Linked DNA regions of Homo sapiens: region 2 is linked to region 1. A link is an interaction called in ENCODE POLR2A ChIA-PET data of the cell type or tissue named here. Cell type or tissue: Panc1. All regions are shown on one strand. Links, peaks and the distances in the headings refer to the core of each region. The heading gives the core; the rest is flanking DNA.

Evidence for each region. Peaks named below come from ENCODE experiments on the same cell type or tissue, not always from the same donor. Only the 100,000 strongest peaks of a DNase experiment are listed, where the experiment ranks them.
Region 2: POLR2A ChIA-PET joins it to region 1 with 5 read pairs; 10 of 35 experiments call an interaction of 5 or more read pairs at or near these places.

What each region holds. Positions count from the first base shown.
Region 1 is chr12:69,551,822-69,557,206 of GRCh38, forward strand. The region is part of intron 3 of FRS2 (fibroblast growth factor receptor substrate 2); the gene reads left to right. Among named protein-coding and RNA genes, the nearest start is that of MIR3913-2, 30 kb to the right of the region's middle. In Panc1, for the core only: no CTCF peak of the experiment used is centred there; no DNase peak of the experiment used is centred there.
Region 2 is chr12:69,403,044-69,408,428 of GRCh38, forward strand. It overlaps a transcript of YEATS4 not described here. Among named protein-coding and RNA genes, the nearest start is that of LINC02373, 41 kb to the right of the region's middle. In Panc1, for the core only: no CTCF peak of the experiment used is centred there; a DNase peak (open chromatin) is centred at 2,618; H3K27ac peaks cover 417 bases.

The DNA.
Region 1 (5,385 bases), core at 96-5,095:
ACTTTTCATTTCTGTTATTTGTAATGTGTTGATAGTTCTTTCATTGACTGTATGGCATGTTTTATGGATCCTAAGAAACATTTTCCAATTTTATTCACTAAAATTTGGGTGTGTCTTACAATTAGTGGCATATTACAGTTAAATTGACTTTTTTTCTTTCTCAGTGGTATATAAAATATCAGTCTTAAAATCAGTCATCTCTGGCCGGGCACGGTGGCTCATGCCTGTAATCCCAGCACTTTAGGAGGCCAAGGCGGGCAGATCACCTGATGTCAGGAGTTCGAGACCAGCCTCAACATGGAGAAACCCCGTCTCTACTAAAAATACAAAATTATCCGGGCATGGTGGTGCATGCCTGTAATCCCAGCTACTCGGGAGGCTGAGGCAGGAGAATTGCTTGAACCTGGGAGGCGGAGGTTGCAGTGAGCCAAGATCATGCCATTGCATTCCAGCCTGGGCAACAAGAGCGAAACTCCGTCTCAAAAAAAAAAAAAAAAAAAAAAAAATCATGTCTCAGCTTTGATTAAAAACAGGATATATGTCTATTAATATTCAAAATAACAACAATAACAGTACAGTGACCACCATACCTGAGGATCACTTTTTTGGTAGGTAGCCTCTACTTTCTTAAACACAACCAAGAACTGGAAAGTAAGAAACAAAGGCTTCTGATGCTTAAAATCACTGTTACAGAACTCATGAAGTAAAGGCCAGGTACTTAAACTTACAAGATCCCTTTGCCTCTGAGTGTAGTGTCTTATTTTGTAGTTCATTAAGTTAATCCTAGGTATCTTATTACAGAGTCCACAGGGATTCAAAAGAGTAAACTATGGGAGGCTGAGGTGGGCAGATCTGAGGTCAGGAGTTCAAGACCAGCCTGGACAACATAGTGCAACCCTGTCTCTACTAAAAATACAAAACTTAGCTGGGCGTGGTGGCGCATGCCTGTAATTCCAGCTACTTGAGAGGCTGAGGCAGGAGAATTGCTTGAACCCAGGGGGCAGAGGTTGCAGTGAGCCAAGATCGCACTGTTGCGCTCCAGCCTGGGTGACAGAGCGAGACTCCATCTCAAAAAAAAAAAAAGTAAACTAAAAAGGAATGCATATAAATGTTTATTAAGTGGTGGTTCTAGGACTTACTGTACTTTGTGCTGAGAATGAGTGACCCATAAACAAATAATTAAAAATTATTTTTTAAAAATAACACAAAACTCAGAACAGGCCACTTAGAGCTATTTTTGTTTTTGTTTTTGTTTTTGTTTTTAGACGGAGTCTCAGTCTCACTCTGTTGCCCAGGCTGGAGTGCAGTGGCACAATCTCGGCTCACTGCAACCTCCGCCTCCCAGGTACACAAGATTCTCCTGCCTCAGCCTCCCGAGTAGTTGGGATTACAGGCGCCCACCTCCACGCCCGGCTAATTTTTTGTATTTTTAGTAGAGACGGGGTTTCACTGTGTTAGCCAGGATGGTCTCGAACTGCTCACCTCATGATCCGCCTGCCTCAGCCTCCCAAAGTGCTGGGATTACAGGCATGAGCCACTGCGCCTGGCCCACTTGGAGCTATTTTAGGAGGAGCTTGCAACCTATGTCAGTTACGCTGATTACAGCTTAGAAGAAATTTCTTATCAAAATGTAATCTGATTCCACTAGCACTTTCTTTAAGGGACAATATGATTGTACCTTTAAATTTTGATTGGAGAATATTGTTGATTAAATTTTCCCTTCTTATGGCTTAATGGAATTACTAGAACGTATTTTTCCTTGAAAGTATCAGGAAAAAAAAAAACAACTTTTGGGAGGCATCTGTTACACATCTGAAATAGGATTTGATTCTGTAATTCCAGTGGTCTCTAGACCTAGATAATTCTACCCATGTTGCTAGATGGCACCAGGGTGCCATTTTTAGGCCTTAGGGCTAAGGAATGGGCGTAGGTGGTAGGGAGGTGTTAGGAAAGAAGTAGGGAAGAAAAACTTTGGGAACATATTGTGGTACTGAAGACTGTCTCTAGGAGTTCTCAGTGGGCAGTTGCATACCAGGTGTCCAGCTGCATTATTTATGTTTGAAGTAAACCCAGGCTGTGTGTCTCCATGAATTCATAGTATTGGGGGCTTTTCAAGACATTCATTCCCCTAAGATGTGAATTTTGAGCATAGCTTGTTGGCCTCAGGCACTTTAACCTGAGAGTAGATGTTAAGTTCTGCTTGTTGGCAGGTTTCCAGCATTTACTCATTAGAGTTTCCCTACTTAAATGCTCCTGGCAGTTTCCCTTGGCCACTGTGTTCTTCACAGTCTGCCCAAACGTGTTTTGTATGTAGTCTGCTTTTGGGCTCTGCTTAGACACTTACAGCTTTTGTTTCTAAAGAACCCTTCAGTAAGTATTGATTTGTATTTTCTTTAGTTAATAATTCATTGATTATAAAAGCTATTCAAACACTAGAAAACATAAAAAGAAAAAATCCTTTTCATTCTACCACCAAATTAATCAGTGTTAACATTTTAGGGTGTGTTCATCTAGTCTCTTTTTGTGGGTTTATGTATTTTATGTGGAGGTAGGGGAGAGAAAAATAGGTGTAAAACATTATTTTGTAAAAATGCAAATCCTCTCAAGTTTGCTACTGGGTGTGAAGAGCAACTTTTAAAATAAAATTTTGTAGAATAATTTTAGAATGTTAAGTTGCAAAGATAGTACAGAGATTCCCATATACCCTTCACCTAGCTTCCCCTAATGTTAACATCTTACATAACCGTGACATATTTGTCAAAACTAAGAAATTAATACTAGTACAATACTATTAACTAAACTACAGACTATTTACATTTCTTCTGTTTTTCTAATGTTCTTTTTCTGTTCCAGGATCCAACCTAGGGATACATATTGCATTTAGTGGTTTGTTGTTGTTTTGAGACAGTGTCTTACACTGTTGCCCAGGCTAGAGTGCAGTGGCATGATCACAGCTCACTGCACTGTTGGCCTCCTGGGCTCAAGCGATCCTCTCACCTCAGCCTCCCCAGTAGCTGGGATTACAGGCATTCGCCACCACGCCCAGCTAACTTTTTTTTTTTTTTTTTGTAGAGACAGGATCTCACTAAGTTGCCCAGGCTGATCTTGAATTCCTGGGCTCAAGCAGTCCTCCCTACTTGGCCTCCTAAAGTGCTGGGATTGTAGGTGTGAACCACGTGCTCAGCCCAGCTTTATTTTTTTTAATAATATTTTTTTTTACCTTTTTTCGTTTTTCTTTTTTTTGAGACGGAGTCTCACTGTCACCCAGGCTGGAGTGCAGTGGCGCAATCTCAGCTCACTGCAACTTCTGCCTCCCAGGCTCAAACAATTCTCCTGACTCAGCCTCCCGAGTAGCTGGGATTACAGGCATGTGCCACCATGCCTGGCTAATTTTTGTATTTTTAGTAGAGATGGGGGTTTCATCATGTTGGCCAGGCTGGTCTCAAACTCCTAACCTTAGGTGATCTGCCCGCCTCAGCCTCCCAAAGTGCTGGATTACAGGCATGAGCCACTGTGCCCAGCCCTTTTTTCTTATACTTAATTTTATATCATGAACATTTTGTCTTTGTCATTAAATAGCTTTTGAACAATACTTATTTTAAGAGCTCTATAAAAGTTAATCACAGGGATAGATGTGCTCGGATGCAAACTTTTCTGGTAAACTTTTTGTTGTTGGCATTTCATGAGGGGGAATGTTACAAAACGTATATACAATTGACCCTTTAACAACACAGGGTTTGAACCGTATGGATCCACTTATAGATGGATTTTGTCAACCAGAAAGTATTTGTGGGATGCGAAATTTCCATATACAAAGGGCTGACTTTTCATACACACAGATTCCACAGGGATGACTGTGGCACTTGAGTGTGCACGTGTTTTGGTCCATACAGAGGCACTGGAACCAATACCCAGATACACCAAGGGATGACTATACAGAACAAACATTTTTATTAGTGGGATACTTGAATCGGGTGTGTTAGATTGTAACAGTTATTTTGAGTGCACTGCTCTAGAAGTAGAGAATAAATAGGCAAATTTAGTTTTCTTTGAGAATATATTTAACAATATTTTAGGTTGATTTAAATGCAGAAACATTTAAATGAGCTATTTGTGAAACAGTTTGTTTTGGGGGTTATAGTTGCTTGGCATTTGGCATAGCTTCTTTTGATCAGTGTGTGTGTGGCGGGGGGGGGGGCGGTGTACACATGGTATACACATTTCATGTGCACATAGTCAATATTAGACTTTAAAAAAAAATTAGAGATGATGTCCTGCTATGTTGCACAGGCTGGTCTCAAAGTCCTGGCCTCAAGCAATCCTCCTGCCTCAGTCTTCCAAAGTACTGGGATTACAGGCGTAAGCCAGCACACCTGGCCCATATTTAGACTTTTAATATTAGTCTAGTAACATCATATCCAACTGAGTTTGGAAATACAGATTTATAGTAAATTGTGCTTATACATTTCTATATTCAGTTTTGAAAAATATCTTTTAATTTACTTTTCTTTCTTTCTTTCTTTCTTTTTTTTTTTAAGTCTCACTCTGTTACCAAGCCTGGAGTGCAATGGCGAGATCTCAGCTCACTGCAGCCTCCACCTCCCAGGGTCAAGCGATTCACATGTCTCAGTCCCCTGAGTAGCTGGGACTACAGGCATGTACCATCGCACCCGGCTAATTTTTGTATAGAGACGGGGTTTCATTGTGTTGGCCAAACTGGTCTTGAACTTCTGACCTCAAGTGATCTGCCTGCCTTGGCCAAAGTGCTGGGATTACAGGCGTGAGCCATCGTGACCAGCTTTTGCTTACTTTTCTGTTATCCAACATTAATGTTTATTTAGTTCTAGGTTAAAGTATCATATATAAAAAGTGAAGATGCCTAGGGATTTTCTTACGTGTCTTTTAGTGTTTTATTGATGTTTATGGTTTGAATAATATTAGTTCGTGTATTTAACATGAATCTTGAAATTAGAGTGACTTGGATTTAAATTTTGTTGTTTTAAAAAATAAAGCCATGAAGCCAAATGCTTTTTAAGAACTATTAGGTATACCATATTAAGGAAAATATTATAAAATTCGTACTGTGGTTTTACCTCCTACAGTTGCTCAGTTTAGTAAAAACTTCATTGTCTATAAACATGAGTGTAATAGAAAAAACTGAATTGATTTTAAGTTACTCAGTGATTACATTAAGAACAACTTGGCATTTATTTGGGAAATAACAATTCCTTTGAATTTCACAGTATTTTTTAGTAAATGGGTATTGGGTTAAAGATTTTATATATGTGTTTTTCATAAGTTAAGTATTTATTATGCTAGAGTTCTGTCCCTGCTAAGGGATTAGTGTTTATTAGTAAATTTCTAAACTAGAGGTTTATTATGAAG
Region 2 (5,385 bases), core at 310-5,309, 150 kb before region 1:
AAAATGTAAAAAATATTCTTTATTCACAAGCCATACAAAACCTTGCAGCAGGCCAGATGCAGCGCAAGGACTGTAGCTAGCTGGCCCCTGTTCTGATGTTTCTCTAGACTGGGACTGTATAAGAATCACCAACCCCAAGGGGACCTTTGTGATTTGCTCTGTGAATTCAAAGTAAAAACCTGAGATTTGGCCTTTGTAAATGTTCTGAACTGACAAGATTAGTTCAAGTTACCCTATTAAAAGGGATTTGCATCCAGGTGTGGTTGCTCACACCTGTAATCCCAGCACTTTGGGAGACCTAGGCAGGCAGATCACTTGAGGTCAGGAGTTTAAGACCAGCCCGGCCAACATGGCAAAACCCTGTCCCTACTAAAAATACCAAAATTAGCCAGGCGTGGTATCGCACGCCTATAATCCCAGCTACTCGGGAGGCTAAGGCAGCAGAATCCCTTGAACCTGAGAGGCAGAGGTTGCAGTGAGCCAAAATCGTGCCACTGCACTCCAGCCTAGGCAACAGAGCAAGACTCTGTCTCAAAAAAAAAAAAAAAGAAAAAAAGAGGGGGCAGAATTTGCAGAACCATGACATACAAGCACAATGGCTTATTTCTTCTATTTAATGTTATGCAAAGCTTGTCACCTACCTGTTCATGAATGTGGCAAAGGAATTGCATCATGAGGAATTCATTTCCTAACCTCCTAAGTGCATTGCAATTTGGCTTCTTCCTTCACTTTGATACCCAAATTATCAGACATCTTCTTGAGGCCACATCCAAACAAGCAGTTTTCAGGGCTTATTTTATATGACCTCTCAGAAGCATTTGACAAAATTGACCACTTTCTTTTACTTGAAAATTCCTTTCTCTTTCTTCTCTCTCTTTCACCATGATTTTTTTGTTTCTTTTTTTTCCTCCAGTCCTTTTGGCCAATTCTTCTCAGTCTCTTTCAGCATTTCCTCTTCCTCTGTTCATTCTGTAAATGTGTCTTATTCTCTAAGGTTCTATTCTGAACCATCTTCTTTTCCCCTTACTTACCCATGGTTTCAAACACAATTTCACGCTAATTGTCACAAGTCTAGATTTCCAGCCCAAATTCCCATGCTGAGCTCTAGACTCTCCATTCTGTTACCTCCTAAATGATATATTTGGGTGTTCTGCAGGCACCTCAATTGAGCATGTTCCAAGCTTAACTTATCTCCTATTTCAATCTTCTCCCCATCATGAATTTCCTACTCTGTTAGATGGCATTAGTACCAATGCAGTTGCTTGTTGCTATGGTTTAAATGTCCTTTCCAAAGCTCGTGCTAAAATTTGGTTGCCATTGTGACAGTGTTGGGTGAGACCTTTGGGAGCAGAGCCCTCATTGAATGGATTAAAGCTGTTTTCTCAGAGGTGGGTTAGTTATTTTGGGAGTGGGTTAGTTATTGTGGGAGTGGACTCCTGATGAAAGATGAGTTTGGCCCTCATTTTCTCTCTGGCTCTTGCACTCACTTGCCTTTCTGCTTTCATCGAATGGGAGGATAGAACAAGAAGACCCTGACCAGATGGCCAAGCAGATGCCAGTGCCATACCCTGGGACTTCCCAGCCTCCAGAACCATGAGCGAAATATATGCCTTTTCTTTGTAAATTACCCAGTCTGTTACTCTGTTTTAGCAGTTGAAAATGAACTAAGACACCCATGTTGTCAATAGTAGATAGGATCTCTCCATTCTAGGTTCCTCTGGTGAGAACTGCAACCCTCCACTCACATAGGTGGGTTCTGTGGCCATGTTTATATTATGTGACCCTTCCCTCTGCCTTGATTAGACTTGGGTGGGTGCTTAACCCAATCCGGATTAATCAGACTGTCTCCTGGGATTATCTTCAGCTACTGCTAATTCTTGAACTAGAGCTGGTACAGCTATGTGCATGGAGAAGAGCAGAAAGCTGGTATATAGAGAGAGAATGAAGTTGATACACAGAAAGAAGCAGAGAGAGAGAGGAAGATACGGCCTTGGATAGAGTAATCTTGTCTCTGCTCTTCTCACTCACCACCTGCCTGTGTCAAAGCCTGCAGGGCAGCCCATGTACCCAGATCACCACTTTCTGGATACAAATAGTTTTGCCTCTAAACTTTTGTAATTGATTCCTATGCAGTAGTTCCCACCCTTATCTGTGGGGGATACATTCCTAGACACCCAGTGGATGCCTGAAACTTCAAATAGAACTAAACTCTATAAGCACTATGTTCTTTCCTATGCATACATGTCTATGATAAAGTTTAATTTATAAATTAGGCACAGTAAGAGATTAACGACAATAACTAATAATAAAATAGAACAATTATAACAATGTATTGGTCTCGATTTCATGGATAGATGATTCATTCTTACTAAAGAAGACCTTTAGTGACCTCAGCGTACAGTTTTTTTTCTTTCCTTATTAAGTCAAAAACTTTCACCTTTTCACTTAAAAGAAGCACTTACGGCTTCTCTTTGGCATATTCAAATTGCCAGCATCACTACTCTTGCGCTTTGGGGCCATTATTAAGTAAAATAAGGGTTACTTTGAACACAAGCACTGTGATACTACGACAGTGAATTTGATAACAGGCTGACTACTAAGTGACTAATAGGCGGGTAATGCAGACAGCGTGGATCTGCTGGACACAGGGATGATTCATGCCCTGGGCAGGATGGAGTGGAACTGCAAGAGATTCCATCCTGCTACTCAGAACAGTGTACAATTTAAAACTTTATGAAACTTTCTGGAATTTTCCATGGAATATTTTTGGACTGCAGTTGACCACAGGTAATTGAAACTGAAATGGAAAGCAAAACCGTGAATACGGGAGGACCACTATATAAATTCCACCTATTGAATTATCTGATATGAGTTTTGTGTTCCTGGCTGGATCTTGACTGAGGTAGCTAACTTTGCAAATAAGCACATACAACTCTACATCATTTAAAACCTGCCTATGTTCCACTATATGAATGTTCTATGATTTATTTAATCATTGGCTATTGATAAACATTTGTTTCCAATTATTTTGCTACTACAATCAGTGGTGTAATGACCATCTTTGCATATGTATGCATTTCTATAGGACAAATTTCTAGAAGTAAAATTGCTAGGTCAAGGAGAGTATGCATCTTAAATTTTTAATAATATTGTCAAATTTCTCTCAAAAGTTTGTACCTAATAATGCTTTCAACAACTGTGCGTTAGAGTACCTGTTTCTGTACACCCTGACCAACTCAATTGCAAATCTCACTGATGAAAGTATTACATCAATTTTGTTTAAGTATTTTGTTTGTTTTTTTGAAACAAAGTCTCACTATGTGGCTCAGGCTGGAGTACAGTGGCACAAAAGTGTTTCACTGCAGCCTCCACCCCCTTGGTTCAAGTGATTCTCCTACGTCAGCCTCCTAAGTAGCTGGAACCACAGGTGCATGCCACTATGCCTGGATAATTTTTAAATTTTTTTATAGAGATAAGTTTTCACCATGTTGCCCAGGCTGGATATTTTATTGTTTTGCTTTGCATTTTTAAAAATTCTGAGTAAGATTGAGTATTTTTTGTACTTATTGTTCATCTGCATTTCTTTTTCTGTGAACGGCCATGTAACTGGTTTTATTTTTTGCTTTTTTCACTTAATATTATATGTCATGAACTTTTTCTAGAATAATTAAAAACATGATCAACAAGAACTGCATATTAGTCCATTCTATGATTATACCATAATTATTCTTTTATTATTAGACATTTAGATTGTTTCCAATTTTTCTTTTTTCTTTTCTTTCTTTTTTTGAGACAGGGTCTTGCTCTGTCACCCAGGCTGGAGTGCAGTGGTGTGATCACAGCTCACTGCAGCCTCGACTTCCCAGGCTCAAGTGATCCTCCTGCCTTAGCCTCCCAAGTAGCTGGGACCACAGGCATGCACCACCACACCTGGCTAATTTTTGTATTTTTTGTAGAGACAGGGTCTTGCTATATTACCCAGGCTGATCTTGAACTTCTGGCCTCAGGTAATCCTCCCACCTTGCCCTCCCAAACTGCTGGGATTACAGGTGTAAGCCACCACACCTGGCCCAATTTCTCTTAACATTTATACATTCTTTTTTTTTTTTTTTCTAGAATCAAGAATGATTGAGAATAGGAACGGCTCAAGACGTTCACAACTAAGGCCATGAATAGCTAGGAATTCCCTTTAAGAGCAAAGGTTTTATCATCAGACAGACCTACTTGCAGGGTGAGTAACTTCTCTAAGCTTCCATTTCCTCCTCTGAGGACTAAATGAGAAAGTGTATGGAACGTACTTTGCACAGTCCCTGGTACATGGTAGGTGCTGAATACATATTAATTAATTTAATATAAAATGAAAAATGGGCCTGTATTTTATGAAAAATATTATAAGAGACACTTTTGATCTAGAATTCTTTTGTTTGTTTTTCAGGATTAGCATATATTGAGGCTGGGAATTGTTTGCCATATCCCTATTTCCTGGATAGCTACTGTGAAGTCCTGCAGTGTTGTCACTTTCTTAATTGGACTTGTGAAGGGCCCAGAAAACTCCGTGCAGGATATTGTGAACCATAGCACTGAGAATGTCATGATGCAGATGGAAGCTCCTGATACCAGTGGTCCAGTAGTGTATTCTAAGTACAAATACTTTTTGTCTTTTTTTTTTTTTTTTTTTTTTTTTTTTTTTGAGATGGACTTTTGCTCTTGTTGCCCAGGCTGGAGTGCAATGGTGCAATCTCAGCTCACCACAACCTCTGCCTCCCAGGTTCAAGCAATTCTCCTGCCTCAGCCCCCTGAGTAGCTGGGATTACAGGCATGTGCCACCACGCCTGGCTGATTTTGTATTTTTAGTAGAGACAGGGTTTCTCCATGTTGGTCAGGCTGGTCTCGAACTCCCGACCTCAGGTGATCCGCCCACCTTGGCCTCCCAAAGTGTTGGGATTACAGGCGTGAGCCACTGTGCCTGGCCACTTTTTGTCTTAACAATGGTTCTCACTGATTATTATGAGTTACGGATTGTTATGTTAACCACTGGGGTGGTGGGCTGAATCGGAAGAGAACTATCAAGAGTGTCTTATGTGGAGAGGATCTTGAGTTTTACAATCTTCTGGGAAAACTACTCCTGGGAGATACTGTTGGGCATTACAAGATCATCGGAGTCATCAAAGATCCTTCGAACTTACTAGTGACCCTTGAAAAGTTGAGACTAAGGAGAGTGTTGATCTAGTGCTAGTAACATCTTACATTTCTTTAGATTTGATACTAATTTCTCATTTTTATAGATGAGTGAATTCAGTGTGGATGACGGGAGAGAGATTGTAATGGTATAAATGCTTTGCTTGCTGTAGGTTGAGTATAGCTTGCCAAATGGGAGGTGTTAAC